Linked DNA regions of Homo sapiens: region 2 is linked to region 1. A link is an interaction called in ENCODE POLR2A ChIA-PET data of the cell type or tissue named here. Cell type or tissue: Panc1. All regions are shown on one strand.

Region 1 (8,000 bases):
CTCGGCCTCCCAAAGTGCTGGGATTATAGGCATGAGCCACCGCGCCCGGCCGGCCGTTCTTATACTACAGGATCTAGAATGTGTGTTTGTTGAGAGTAAGCGTCTTTCTTACTATGTTGACAGTGACACAAATTTCTTTTTAGCAAATGTAGCTTTGGATCTCTGTCTCTTGTAGCCTTATGAGTTTTTCTGGCATTATTTACAACTGAGAAACAGTATCTCCTCTAAATTTTCTTGATACATGTTTTGAATGAATCTTTTTGGTGTCGTCAATTATGATTCGAAATGTTAGTTTAATCCTCCTTTCTTTGATCATAATCTGTCTATGGTCATAGACAGATAGGCACATTTATTACTACCCCTGAATAATATTCTGTCATTGAGATCATACTATATATGCTATTTGTACCTTATACTAAACAATATGTGTAAGGATATTTTTCATATTCATAACATAAAATTTACATAATGCTTTTTTTGATTTTTTTTCTTTTTGAAATGAGGTTTTGCTATGTTGTTCAAGCTGGTCTTGAACTCCTGGGCTGAAGTGATCCCCCTGCTTCGGGCTCCTGAATAGCTGGGATTTCAGGTGTGTGCCACTGTACCCAGCTCTTAATACTTTTTAGTAGGTTATAATATTTTATTTTATGGATGAATCATATTTTAACTGACCACATTATTTTATTCCTCTAAAAATAAACTTGTGGGATAGATACAATAGGAATTATTTTTTATTTTTTTTGAGACAGAATCTTGCTCTATCACCAGGCTGAAGTGCAGTGGCGTGATGTTGGCTCATTGCAACCTACGCCTCCCAGGTTCAAGCAATTTCTTGTGCCTCAACCTCTGGAATAGCTGGGATTACAGGTGCCTGCCACCATGTCCAGCTAATTTTTGTATTTTTAGTAGAGACAGGGTTTCACCATGTTGGCCAGGCTGGTCTCAAACTCCTCACCTCAAGTGATCCGCCTGCCTCGGCTTCCCAAAGTGCTGGGATGACAGGCATGAGCCACTGGGCCTGGCCAGAATTATCTTTTAGATATGAGAACATGGAGGCTTCTGCAGTTAAAGAATAAAATACATGGTAGTAGCAGTTTATTGAGCTCCTACTAGAAGCCTAGAATTGGATTAATGCCATTCATACCATACATTAGCATTTTGTAAGTAACATAAAACTAATACTGTATAATAAAGATTCTGAAATAATGAATCTAGGAGTCTTTTTTGAATGCTATGTAATCTTTGTGATATAAGTCTTTTATGTATTACATACTTCTTTGCTTTGGTAAACAAGGTTCTTAAAGATAATTTAACCTTTCTTTCATGACTTAGGCTTAATTATTAAAATGGCCAATTTTCAGAGGCTAATTTGTGAGAACTGCATCTCCTACCCTGAGTGGAAGTAACTGCTTTAGTAGTTTGTTTGTTTGTTTTCTCTATCCTTCCTCCCACCCTCCTTATCATCACAGCTCACTGCAACCTCAACCTCCCAGACTCAAGCTATCTTCCCACCTTAGCCCCCCACCCAGTAGCTGGGCAGATGGGGTTTCACCATGTTGTTCAGCCTATTGGCGTTTTATCTGTCTTACTGAGCTACATCTCCTCACTGTCCGTGTCTACTTCACAGTTAAATTCTTTCTCTTCTCTGAGCTTATTCCCCCCAACCCCCACTTTTTTTTTATTATGACTTTTCCTCTTTTAGCTACTCTGTTGGTGTGACAGAAATGCCTATCATTAGGCAATGAGCGTTTTACTTACCAGTCAAATCACATCTTTAGCTTTAGGATCATAGAACTTGTGGGGCTGAAAAGGATCTTGAAATCATTTAGTCCTGCTTTTTTTCAGAAAACACTGAGTTCCTTTGGTCTATTTTGGTCATTACTGTGAACTTGGAGGCTTTTTAAATTACTCTGGAAAATAAAGTATGTTCCGTACAGAACAATGCCTCTCAAAGTATGGTCCACATACCACGAACTGTCTGTTAATGTAATGACAAGATAAGTACAAAAACAGAGAGTAAACATTTAGAGACTTATAGTGCCTAAACCCCTAGCTCAGAAAGGTTGAAGGAACTTTTTATAATTCTTTTTAATCAGGAAGCCTAAAAGTTCAGAAGAACCTTAAACTTTTTGGTAGCTAGCCCTATCCATAAGTGTTTGAATATATCATGGCAGTTTTTGTATGTTACCTTCTTGGTTAAGAAAAGGAAAGGGGCCTGACCTGGTGGCTCATGCCTCCCAGCACTTTGGGAGGCCGAGGTGGGAGGATCACTTGAGCCCAGGAGTTTGAGACCAGCCTAGGCAACATGGCAAAACCCTGTCTCTACCAAAATACAAAAATTAGCTGGGCATGGTGGTGCACGCCTGTAGTCCCAGCTACTTGGGAGGCTGAGGTGGATGGATGGTTTGAGCCTGGGAAATGGAGGTTGCAGTGAGCCAAGATCATGCCACTGCACTCCACCCTGGGTGACAGCCCAACCCTGTCTTTCTAAAAACAAAAAACAAAAAAACAAACAAACAAAAAACACACACCAGAAAGAGAGTGAGACGGAAAAGATCTAATGAGAAGTTACTGGGGATTTTTCAGCTTTCTTTTGTCATTAGTTTTTAGAACATATATAGCTGTAATTATTTAGTGTTCATTCCCATTTTGATGCAATTTATGCCATTTACAATATCCCCTTTATTTTTAGCAATCATTTGATATTTTTTGGATTAGAGTATCACTGTACTGATTTTTTAATCAAATCGAATTGTAGTTGAGCTTATCTATGACACAGTAAATATAGACCTTCAAAGGCTATTAGCTTCATATGGTGCTTATACGTTTGAGGGACATATTTTTTATACTATTCAGGGTCATGAAATTGCCACTCTCAATTTAAGGATAAAGGAAGGTCAGTGACTGAGCCAAGTGACTCTCCCCAGTTATCACCCCGCTAGAAATTCTGTTTATAATCCAAGAGTCCTTAGAAATAAGATCCCTTTGACTTACTAGATTTCATTTTGGCAAATTAAAAAAAAATTATTTGAGTATTAAGAAAGGTGAAGGGATTGCTTTTTGCTTCCTAATACTGTTCGCATCTGTGATATCATCCACACAATGTGATTGAATAAATCTTTATATAATGAAATAGAATGGCACATTTTATTTTATTTTTATTTTTATTTTTATTGTTTTTTTGAGACAGAGTCTCGCTGTCTCCCAGGCTGGAGTGCAGTGGTGCGACCTCCGCTCACTGCAACCTCCGCCTCCCGGGCTCAAGCGATTCTCCTGCCTCAGCCTCCCAAGCAGCTGGGATCACAGGCATGCATGTGCCACCACGCCCAGCTAATTTTTGTATTTTTAGTAGACATGGGGTTTCTCCATGTTGGTCAGGCTGGTCTCGAACTCCCGACCTCAGGTGATCTGTCCACTTCGGCCTCCCAAAGTGCTGGGATTACTGGTGTGAGCCACCGTGCCTGGCCTTTATTTTTATTTTTGAGACGGAGTCTCTTGCTCGGTCGCCCAGGCTGGAGTGCAGTGGCGCGGTATCAGCCTACTGCAACCTCCGCCTTCCGGGTTCAAGCCATTCTCCTGCCTCAGCCTCCCGAGTAGCTGGGATTACAGGTGTCGGCCACCGTGCCTGGCCCACAATTTTTTTTTTTTTTTTTTTTTGAATCCCATTTGGCGCCCGGCGCGGTGGCTCACACCTGTTATCCCAGCACTCTGAGAGGCCAAGGCGGGCCTGAAGTCAGGAGTTCTGAGACCAGCCTGGCCAACATGGCGAAACCCTGTCTCTACTAAAAAACACAAAAATTAGCTGGGCCTGGTGGCACGCACCTGAATTCCAGCTACTCTGGAGGCTGAGGCAGGAGAATGGCTTGAACCCGGGAGGCGGAGGTTGCAGTGAGCCGAGATAGCGCCACTGCACTCCAGCCTGGGTGACCCAGCAAGACTCCATCTCAAAAAAAAAAAAATTAAAATCCCATTTGGCAAACCCTTAACCTTATGCTTATTTAAATATAGCATAGAATAAATATTTGACCTGTAGGGCAGCGCTCATCTTTGTTTTGAGTCTAGTTTTTATTTGTACAAAGGCTCAAATTCTTAATATTTATGATGATTTGAAATTGAACTAGGATTGGAATAACCAGCATAGACCATGGTTGAGAATATAATTTTTTGGTGGTGACCCAAAATAATTTGAGATTTGAAGTGTTGCTGTGTGTATGTGTGTTTGTGCGTGCGTGTGTGTGTGTGTGTTGTTGTTTTGTTTTGTTGAGACAGTCTGCTCTGTTGCCCAAGCTGGTGTGCAATGGCGCAATCTTGGCCCACTGCAATGTCTGCCTCCTGGGCTCATGCAATCCTCCTCCCTCAGCCTCTCAAGCAGCTGGGACTACAGGTGTGTACAACCACACCCAGCTAATTTTATATCTTCTGTAGAGACGAGGTTTCACCATGTTTGCTCAGACTAGTCTCAAACTACTGGCTGCTCCTTGGTTTTAATAGAAGCATTATGAATAACATACCCAGGTTTTTCCCTCTTTCTGTCTCTTTTAGGAGGCAGGGTGAAGAATTTCAAACCAATGGATTAAAAAAAGACACTATTGGGTGATAGGTCACACCTGTAATCCCAGCACTTTGGGAGCCCTAGGCAGGAGGATGCTTGAGCCTAGGAGGTCAAGACCAGTCTTGGCAACATGGCGAGATCCTGCTTTTACAAAAAATTAAAAAATTAGCTGGTCACGGTAGTACGTGCCTACTCAAGAGGCTGAGGTGGGAGGATTGCTTGAGCCTGGTAGGTCGTGGCTGCGGTGAGCTGTGTTCACGCCACTGCACTCCAGCCTAGACAACAGAGCGAGACCCTATCTCAAAAAAAATCAAAATAAAAAATAAAAATCTATTATTATTATTATTCTTAGAGGTAGGTTCTTGCTGTGTTACCCAGACTGGCTTTGAACTCCTGGGCTCAAGTGACTGTCCTACATCTGCCTCCTGAGTAGCTGGGCAACAGGCATGCACCACTGTGCTGGCTAAAAACCACTATTATTAATCCTGTCGAGCACATATTCCATTTTGGCAAATGTTAACTGATGAGATTAAAATTACCCTTCACATTAATAAAGTTCTATTTCTATAATATTTTCAGCAAGCAAGTGGATTCTATGAGGACAGGAAATGATTCTTCTAGCCTAACTTTTTAAAGCTGAAGTTTAGAACTTATTTTGGGTTTTTCTTTGATGCATGAAAGGATCTGGTTGTAGTTTCCCACCACACCCAGCTAATTTTGTATTTTTAGTAGAGATGGGGTTTTACCATATTGGCCAGACTGGTATCGAACTCCTGACCTTGTGATCCACCCTCCTTGTTCTCCCAAAGTCTGGGATTACAGGCATGAGCCACCACACCCCGCCTGTAGTTTCTTAAAATGACTCATCTCTATTCAACCAGTCATTGTTGAAACTCAGGAAAGAGCCACATTTTACAAAATATAAAAGACAATACGAAGCTGACTTTTTTTAGTAATATATGTTCTTCTATAAGAGAAATGACAAAAACAAAATAGTCTGTACATGGGTTAATAATTTTAGAGCCTTTTCTCTCAGTAGCATGTTTAGAATTTAGGGAAATAAGACAGGTTTGATAAAATATCCATTAGCCTAGAAAGATACTTAGAAAGAATCCCTCACCTGTTCTTTAAGTTGCCCCTTGATTGTAATGAAGCCATGTGCTCATTCTTGGAACGCAGAGCTGTCAAGAAACATCATCAGACATAGTTTTAACCTGGTAATGGTGGCTGCCAGTCAGGTGGCTGTCAGTCAGCTCCTTGGTTCTTATGAAATTCTTCTGCTGGTTTCCATAGAGTTGATGTTCTGTTTTGGTCTGGGGTAAAGCAAGGACTTAGTCTTTGTTATGGATGTTTGCTAACAGGAAATCAATGATGCTTCTAGCCTTTTGGCAACTGACTTATAGGAATTCTGAAGTTTTCTTCATTACAGACAAGGTCTCATCACAAGCCAGAATGATGGTTGTCTTATTTTAAAACACTTATGTTGGGCTGGTTGTGGTGTCTCATGCCTGCAACCCCAGCACTTTGGGAGGCTGAGGCAAGAGCATAACTTGAGCCCTGGAGTTCGAGACCAGCCCTGGCAACATAGCGAGACTCTGTCTCTACAAAAAATCAAAAAACTAGCTGGGCATTTTGGCATATACATGTGGTCTTAGCTACTTGGGAGGCTGAGGTGGGAGGATTGCTTGAGCCCAGGAGGTTGAGGCTGCAGTGAGCTGTGATGGCACCACCGTACTTCAGCCTGGGCAACACAGCAAGACCTTGTCTCAAAAAAGAAGGGAAAAAAATGATGTCTTTGGGAGGCTGAGGTGGGCAGATCACCTGAGGTCAGGAGTTCGAGACCAGCCTGGCCAACATGGTAAAACCCTGTCTCTACTAAAAATATAAAAATTAGCTGGGCGTAGTGGCAGGCACCTGTAATCCCAGCTACCCGGGAGGCTGAGGCAGGAGAATCGCTTGAGCCCAGGAGGCGGAGGTTGCAATGAGCCGAGATTGTGCTGCAGCACTCCAGCCTGGGCAACAAGAGCAAGACTCTGTCTCAAAAAAAAAAAAAAAAAGATGCTCCATCCACAGATATTCTAAGGTAACCAGACTGGGATGAGACCAACTCATTAGTCTCGTTTAAAAGCTCTCAAAGCAATTCTAATATTCAGCCAGGGTTGAGAACAGCTACCCTAACTCATATTCTTCTGATGTCCCCTCCTCGCCACCATAGGTATTTTCTTCATCTAATTGAAACGTTCTTATGTGCAAGAGCATACCCTGTCTCAAAAAAATTTAAAAAATTAAAAAGCAAAAGCTTCTTAATAGGAAAAGTTATTAGTTTCCCTATAACTGCATATGCATTTATATGAGAGCTCCTCAGCCTTCTCACTACCCATAGTGTGGTAGTTTTGCTGAATATCTGTTAAATTGAATGAAAACACCAAAATAGGAAAGTGAAGGGAAATGGTAGGCCATATTCATTCTGTCTTTGTTTTAAAGATTAAGAAACTGAATAACAGAAAGATTAGTGACTGAGATGACTGAGATACTTTGGGTTAGAATTTTTGCCTTTTAAACATGCCGACAGTAATTTTATCTATTAGGCTATGTTACTACGTAGGTACTTATGCCATCCTTGGTAGTAAAATCTTTATGTCAGTCAGTGTAGCATAAAAAAAGTAAAAATAGTCATTTATGATCTTCCATGATTTATCTGTAGCTTTAATGCAAGAAGACAACTAAACACACTAAATTAACACCTTTCACTTTTACCCCTTGCCTAGAAATTTGTATTTATTAAAGCATGATATTTATTTAGCCACTATGAATAGTTTATAGACAGACCTGGAAATTTATAGATTTGTCTTTGTTGGAATACTTGCTTAAACAGACTTGTTTCCTAAACCACTGGCCTGGTTTTCTACTATTAAAAGATTATTTAAATTGGTTACCTAGAGAAGATCTCCATGCTGTTATGAGCCATATTTTGAGATAGGAGAAGGAAGCCCAGCCATACTCCCTTATCTGTGTCCTGGCAGATGCAAACCTGCCCTGCCCTGCACATTTGGTTAGAGATGATAGTGCCAAACCACCACTTCTGACGCGATCATGAGGCTGGTCTCCTTGTCTCCTTTGTGCACAGGGACTGCTCATCTTACAGTAAGCTTCTATTTGGAAGCAAGAGATTTGAATTCTTTGAAAACATTGATAAAGCAAGTCAGGAGGGGAGTGCAGGGACTGGCTATTTGATATACCTACACAGAAAGCTAGGTACAGATCTTCAGATCTGCAAGACATGGGAAATAAACCCTTACCCAAACCAAACATGTCTTCCTCTGTAGAATATGAAACGAGGTGGCCAGTGACCAAGCTGACCACACATTTTGAATGAAAGTGATGATGTATGCTGCCATTCACACTCCAGTAGATTTCTGACATGGAATTAAGCTCTTTTTTAGGGAGA
Region 2 (8,000 bases), 240 kb after region 1:
TGGGAGGCAGAGGCAGGAGAATCGCTTGAACCTGGGAGGCAGAGTTTGCCTCCCAGAGTTTGAGACTCTGTCTCAAAAAACAAAAAAAAAAGAAAGAAAAGAAAAAAAGTAGACTTCACAATGATTTTTTAGTATAGTCACAGATTTGTGCAACTATCACTGCAATCTAGTTCCTGGACAATTTTTTTTTTTTTTTGAGATGGAGTCTCATTCTGTCGCCCAGGCTGGAGTGCAGTGGCGCAATCTCGGCTCACTGCAACCTCCGCCTCCCGGGTTCAAGCGATTCTTCTGCCTTAGCCTCCCGAGTAGCTGGGACTACAGGCACCTGCCACCACGCCCAGCTAATTTTTGTATTTTTAGTAGAGACGGGGTTTCATCATATTGGCTAGGCTGGTCTCAAACTCCTGACCTCAAGTGATCCGCCCACCTTGGTCTCCCAAAGTACCAGGATTATGTGAGCCACTGTGCCCGGTGATCCTGGACATTTTTATCATCCCCAAAAGAAACTGTGCCCATTAACAGTTACTTCCCTCATCTCCATGCCCGGACTGACAATCACCCATCAGTTTTCTTTCTTCATAGATTTGCCTATTTGGGACATTCCATATGAATGGAATCATACAATATGGAGACTTTTGTGATGGTTTATTTCACTTAGCATGATGTTTTCAAGGTTCATCCATACTATAGCATTCATCAGTACTTCATTTCTTTCCTTTTCTTTCAATTTTTTTTTTTTTTTCTGAGACAGAGTCTGCCTTGATCACCCAGCCTGGAGTGCAGTGGCGGCACAATCTCGGCTCACTGAAACCTCTGCTTCCCGGGATCAAGGAATTCTCCCACCTCAGCCACCTGAGTAGCTGGAACTACAGGTGCATGCCAGCACACCCAGCTAATTTTTTGTATCTTTTGTAGAGATGGGGTTTCCTCATGCTGCGCAGGCTGGTCTCGAACTCTTGGACTCAAGCAATCTGCCTGCCTTGGCCTCCCAAAATGCTGGGATTACAGGCTTCAGCCACCTTGCCCAGCCAAGAATGCTGTTCTACACAACCGTATACAAATTTTGCATGGATGTATGTTTTCTTTTTTTTTTCTTGAGACAGAGTCTCACTCTGTCACCCAGGCTGGAGTGCAGTGGCGCAATCTCAGCTCACTGCAACCTCCGCCTCCAGGTTCACACCATTCTCCAGCCTCAGTCTCCTGAGTAGCTGCGACTACAGGCGCCTGCCGCCACGCCTGGCTAATTTTTTTGTATTTTTAGTAGAGACAGGGTTTTACTGTGTTAGTCAGGATGGTCTCGATCTCCTGACCTCGTGATCCGCCCATCTCGGCCTCCCAAAGTGCTGGGATTACAGGCGTGAGCCACCGCACCCAGCCCTGCATGGATGTATGTTTTCATTTCTCTAGGAGAAATTTCACCTAGGAGTGGAGTTTTGTATTTGTATATACCCCTGTTACCATCACTCAGATCAAGAAATAGAAAATGCCCGGCCAGGCACGGTGGCTCATGCCTATTAACCCAGCACTCTGGGAGGCCAAGGCCAGCAGCTCACGAGGTCAGGAGTTCGAAACCAGCCTAGCCAACATGCTGAAACCCCGTCTGTACTGAAAATACAAAAATTGGCCGGGCATGGTGGCTCATGCCTGTAGTCTCAGCTACTTGTGACTTTGAGGCCAAAGAATCGCTTGAACCCGCAAGGCAGAGGTTGCAGTGAGCCGAGATTGTACCACTGCACCCCCGTTTGGGCAACAGAGCGAGACTCCATCTCAAAAAAAAAAAAAAAAGAATAGTTTTGCCTGTTCTATTCCGTAGGAACAGATAGAATGATGAAATATATACTATTTTGTGTCAGACTTTTTTCAGGCAATATCTTGAATGTTATATTCACCCATGTCATTGCATATAACCTTAGTTCATTCCTTTTCATTGTCATGTAGTATTCTTAATAAATTGTGAATATCTTCACAACTTCACAATTTATTAGCCCATTCTACAGTTAATGAACATTTGGCTTGTTTCTAGTTTCAGCCAGGTATGAATATTCTTGTTCTTGGTTAGATATGATGTTAATTTCTGTTAGGTATACACCCAGGAGTAGAATTACCGGAATGGGCTATAGAGTTTGCCTTTATTTGGCTTTTGGTTATTAAAAGTTCCAGTCATCCGTGTGTACATAAATATCTCTAGCTCTCATGATTTATTAATATTTATTTAGCCCTGGCTTCTTTTTTTTTTGAGACGGAGTCTTGCTCTGTCACCAGGCTGGAATGCAGTGGTGTGATCTTGGCTCACGGCAACCTCCTCCTCCCAGGTTCAAGTGATTCTCCTGCCTCAGCCTCCCGAATAGCTAGGACTACAGGCGCACGCCACCACGCCCAGCTAATTTTTTTATTTTTAGTAGAGACGGGGTTTCACCATGTTGGCCAGGATGGTCTTGATCTCTTGACCTCGTGGTCTGCCCACCTCGGCCTCCCAAAGTGCTGGGATTACAGGCATGAGCCACCGCACCTGGCCCCTGGCTTTTTTTTTTTTTAATTAAAAAAAAATTTTTTTGAGGCAAGGTCTCACCCAGGCTGGAATACAGTGATACAATCACAGCTCACGGCAGCCTTGACCTCCTGGTCTCAAATGATCCTCACACCTCAGCCTCTTAAAGTGCTGGGATTACAGGTGTAAGCCACTGTACTGGCTCTGGCTTAAAAACCAAAACAATGCAGTCTTTTAATTTCTACCTACAAGTTTTGGAATTCCATCTTTTTTTATTTTTCAGTGGCCCCAGGGTGACTCAGGCACTCACTCATTAGCTGGCCATCTGATTACTCAAAGAGGCTTAGATAATTGACACACTGGGAGGGGAAGTAACCAGGGAATAACAGGGGAGTAACCAGGGAGGGAGCTATTAGGGAAGCAAGAGCAAAGGACAGTGTCTGCCACAGAAGGACATCACGCACTTTTATTTTCTAGATGGAGTTAGGTCTTCCAAGGCGGGCTTTAGACATTCATCTGATTTTATTATTATTATTATTATTGGCACATAGTCACAAGTATATTCATCTCTAACTGGAGAATTATTTGTGAAACTACTGCTAAAAGCCAGTTTCCTAATCAAGGTGCCAGGCCCTGAAACACTCTAGATATGTCCTCAGGCCCTGAAATGTTCACATTATTTCATCAGTTCTGAAGCAAGGAGCAAGAGATGTTGACAGTTATCAAGGAGAAGAGGAAGGGTGAGGGATGTTTGTGTGGGGAAGAGAGCGGTGGGGGGTTGAGCAGGGAGGAAGAGGCTCAGAGCCGCAGCTGATAACTGGGGACTCATACATATTCATGAGGAGGACTGGGATTGGACCAGAGGCCTCAGAGCATGCTGGGACATTTTCCAGGCTGCCTGTTTGCCAGGCAGAGTTCCCAGGGGCCACCGCTGCCTTCCCCGGGCAGCTTCAACCCACAGACACCTGCAGAGACCCTCCTAGTGTCTAGAGGAGGAGAGTTAGGATCACTTTGTTTTAGTCTGATTTCCCAGGAAAAGCCCTCACTCAGTTCTCTCCCCCAACACTGCCTAAGGTGTGAGGCCGGGCACAGTGGCTCACACATATATATAATCCCAGCACTTTGGAAGGCAAAGGTGGGAGGATTGCTTGAGCCCAGGAGTTTAAGACTAGCCTGAGTAACATAGCAAGACCCCTGCCTCTACAAAAAAGTGAAAAAATTAGCTGGGCATTCTGATGTGTGTTTGTAGTCCCAGCTACTCGGGAGACTGAGGGAGGAGGATCGCTTGAGCCCAGGAGTTCAAGGCTGCAGTGAGCTGTGATTGTGTGACTGCACTCCCTCCTGGGTGACAAAGTGAGACCTTGCCTCACAAACAGACCAAATAAATAAATAAAAACATAACCTATGGTTCCATTTACTGGGAGAAAAAATCTTTTCTCCACTGAATTTCACTTGGGCCTTTGTCATAAATCAAGTGACCATATGTATAGAATCTATTTCTGGGCTCTCTGTTCTACACATCTACCTGTTTATCCTTATGCTATTTCTCCACAGTCTTAACGAATGTGGCTTTATTTATTTATTTATTTTGAGAAAGGGTCATAGCCCACTGCAGCCTCAAACTCCTGGCTGGATCAAGCAATCCTCCCGCCTCACACTCCAGAGTAGCTGGGACCACAAGGGTGCACCACCACTTCCAGCTAATTTTTTTAGTTTTGTAGAGATGGGGGTCTTGCTATGTTGCCCAGGCTGGTCTTGAACTCAAGCAATCGTCCTACCTTGGCCTCCCAAAGTACTGGGATTACAGATGTGAGCCATTGCAACTGGCCTTGCCATTTTGGCTATTCTAGGTCATTACTATTTTCATATAAATTTTAGAATTATTTAAAAAATTTCCTGGGTGGTTTTAATTCCTTATCTCATACGCTTTCTCAGGGAACTGGCCACAAAGCAGCACTACCCCCTCAAGGTGACTTCATTCCAAATCAAGGGCCTCATTCTTAGCATCCAGTAGCCCAAATGCAGCTGACAATGTTCTCCCAAGAGTTGAGTAGTTCAGAGGCTGTATAGAGCAAGCCCAGACTCAGATCAGATAATCCAGCCAACTCTGCAGACTCCGGTGTTGACCTGCCCTTGAATAGAGACTAGAGACTGTTCCATGACTAGCCAGAAATGCATATGGAAATTTAATATATGATAATGATGGCATTGGGTGCTTTGTGAAAAAGATGGACTATTCAATAAATAGGGGTTGAGGTCAGGCATGGTGGCTCCCTTGGCTTTGAGAGGCCGAGGTGGGAGGATTGCTTGAAGCCAGGTGTTCAAGAACCTGTCTCTACCAAAAAAAAATATATATATATATAAAATACATTTTATATATATATATATATTTTTTTTTTTTTTGAGATGGAGTCTCACTCTGTCACGCAGGCTGGAGTCAGTGGCGCGATCTCAGCTCACTGCAACCTCCATTTCCAAGGTTCAAGTGATTCTCCTGCCTCTCTTGTAATCTGGGATTACAGGCGCCTGCCACCACGCCCGGCTAATTTTTGTGGTTTTAGTACAGATGGAGTTTCAGCATGTTAGCCAGACTGGTCTTGAACTCCTGACCTCAAGTGATCCGCCCACCCTGGCCTCCCAAATTGTTGGGATTACAGGTGTGACCCACTGCGCCCAGCCTGCGAGCCACCGCACCCGGCAAAAACAAAACAAAACAAAACAAAAATATATACATGTGTATATATATGTATATATATATTCCCTTTATATATTTATACAGCTACTATATATATTTATATGACCACTATAGATAGATAGATACAACTGAAAAAGATAAAATTGAAATCTCACCTTATTTATTTATTCGTTTTGAGACAGAGTATTGCTCTGTTGCCCAGGCTGGAGTGCAGTGGCGAGATCTCAGCTCACTGCAATCTCCGCCTCCTGGGTTCAAGCAATTCTCCTGCCTCAGCCTCCCAAGTAGCTGGGACTACAGGCGCACGCCACCACGCCCAGCTAATTTTTTGTATTTTTAGTAGAGATGGGGTTTCACCAGGTTGCCCAGGCTAGTTGTCATCTCCTGAGCTCAGGCAATCTGCCCACCTCGGCCTCCCAAAGTGCTGGGATTACAGGCATGAGCTACCGCACCTGACATTTATTTATTTATTTATTTATTTATTTATTTAATTTGTTTATTTTGAGAGGGAGTCTTGCTCTGTCGCCCAGGCTGGAGTGCAATGGTGAGATCTCAGCTCACTGCAACTTCCTCCTCCTAGATTCAAGTGATTCTCCTGCCTCAGCCTCCTGAGTAGCTGGGAATACAGGCACGTACCACCTCGCTCGGCTAATTTTTGTATCTTCAGTACAGACTGGGTTTCACCATGTTGGCCAGGCTGGTCTCGAACTCCTGACCTCAAGTGATCTGCCCATCTTGGCCTCCCAAAGTATTGGGATTAGTGTGAACTACCACGCTTGGCCGAAAGACTACCTTATTATTCATATGGAAATAAATACCAAATGGATCAAATATTTACGTGTTAAAAATAAAACCATAGGCTGGGCGCGGTGGCTCACGCCTGTAATCCCAGCACTTTGGGAGGCCGAGGCAGGCGGATCATGAGGTCGGGAGGATCCAGACCATCCTGGCTAACACTGTGAAACCCCGTCCCTACTAAAAATACAAAAAATTAGCCGGGCGTGGTGGCGGGCGCCTGTAGTCTCAACTACTCGAGAACCTGGGAGGCGGAGCTTGCAGTGAGCCGAGATAGCGCCACTGCAGTCCGGCCCCAGGCGAAAGAGCGAGACTCCGTCCCCCCCGCAAAAAAAAAAGAAAAACTAGAAGAATCATTGGATGGAGACACCCACATCACCATATTCAAGTAATGCAGTCCCCCTCCCTGGTATCCTTAGCTATTCAGGCACAAAGCACCCAGGTGTCTCACTGCCCTTTAGGGAAAACATTTCTTCTTCCTCTTCCTCTTCCTCTTCCTCTCCTCCTCCTCCTCCTCCTTCTCTTCTCCTTTTCCTTCTCCTCCTTCTCCTTCTCCTTCTGCTTCTTCTTCTTCTTCTTTTTTTTTGGCGGTAGGGGGACAGAGTCTTGCTCTGTGGCCCAGGCTGGAGTGCAGTGGCGTGATCTCGGCTCACTGCAACCTTTGCCTCCTGGGTTCAAGCGATTCTCCTGCCTCAGCCTCCCAAGTAGCTGGGATTAGAGGTGTGGGCCACCACACCTGGCCAATTTTTGTATTTTTTAGTAGAGATGGGTTTTTGCCATGTTGGCCAGGCTGGTCTCAAACTCCAGACGTCAAGTGATCCACCTGCCTCAGCCTCCCAAAGCGCTGAGATTACAGGTATGAGCCACCACACCCGGCCAGGGAGAATGTTTCTCACTAGAGAAAATGTTACCAAATGAAGACTGTATGCCCCTCCTCTAAGTTGAGAAAATGGAAAACACTACTTAATGAGCACCTGCTGTATACCAAGCACTTTTCCATAATGTCATCGCTAAGAGCTCCAAGTTCTGAATTGTACAGCAAGGATGGGCTTTTGGCTTCCTCAGAGGTCATCTTGTTACCCGAAAAGATTCAGGCCTGCCAAAGGGTGTGCAAGCTGCCTCCCAGCGGCAGGTAAGGACAGGCCCAGAGCCTAGCGAGTCACTGCTTCATTCTTAGGTTCTGAGGACAAGCAGTAGGAATGGGAAAAGAGAACAACCAATTAATCCTAGTTGGATGCTAAGCAGTCTTTCAGAGTGGAGGGAAATATATCCCACTAAGGATGGTGACCTAAGACTCTAGAAGCCTCTGCTAGGTAGATCCATATGATGCCCTGGTCTTGCCAAGTTCAGGGAGCTGGGTGCCAAGTCTATCAGCATTCCTCTGGGGCCAGGCCAACAAAGGTAGCGTAAGAACATGGCTGAGTAACCCGAGCCTTGGTTAGGAGCCTCATATGTGCTCCCCTTAAAGGTGCTGTATTTTTCCATTCCTGGGAAATTCTTAAATCTCAGGTGACTCATCATCTCTTTCACTTGCACCAAAGGTGAACCCCAGCTCTCCTCCCTCCTTTTCCCTGTCCTAGCCCAACCTCAGCAGGGTCACACACCATCTCTGAGTGATCCTAGGGTCAGCTTGCCTGAGGCATCTGCCCTTCATTGTTGCTGCTTAGCATGATTTGGGGGGCATGGAGTTTCCCCTAGCGCAGGGTTGCCCGATTTAGCAAATAAAAATACAGGACACCCAGTTAAATTTGAATTTAAGATAAACAGTGAATGTATGTATGTATGTCTCAAATATTTTGTTGTACTTTGCCTGATAACTTCATCCCGGGAGTCTTTGTTTGTTTGTTTTTGGAGAGTCAGGGTCTCGCTCTGTCACCCAGGCCGGAGTGCAGTAGTGCAATCATAGCTCACTACAGCCTCAAACTCCTGGGCTCAAATGATCCTTATCCAGGGAGTATTTATTTATTTATATATATTTTTGAGACAGAGTCTCCCTCTGTTGCCCAGGCTGGAGTGCAGTGT

Evidence for each region. ChIA-PET counts read pairs that join two places held together with the same protein. Peaks named below come from ENCODE experiments on the same cell type or tissue, not always from the same donor. Only the 100,000 strongest peaks of a DNase experiment are listed, where the experiment ranks them.
Region 2: POLR2A ChIA-PET joins it to region 1 with 7 read pairs; 3 of 35 experiments call an interaction of 5 or more read pairs at or near these places.

What each region holds. Positions count from the first base shown.
Region 1 is chr12:112,350,945-112,358,944 of GRCh38, reverse strand. The region is part of intron 1 of HECTD4 (HECT domain E3 ubiquitin protein ligase 4); the gene reads left to right. Among named protein-coding and RNA genes, the nearest start is that of HECTD4, 27 kb to the left of the region's middle. In Panc1, no CTCF peak of the experiment used is centred here; no DNase peak of the experiment used is centred here.
Region 2 is chr12:112,112,064-112,120,063 of GRCh38, reverse strand. No RefSeq gene overlaps it. Among named protein-coding and RNA genes, the nearest start is that of NAA25, 7.3 kb to the right of the region's middle. In Panc1, no CTCF peak of the experiment used is centred here; no DNase peak of the experiment used is centred here; H3K27ac peaks cover 2,222 bases.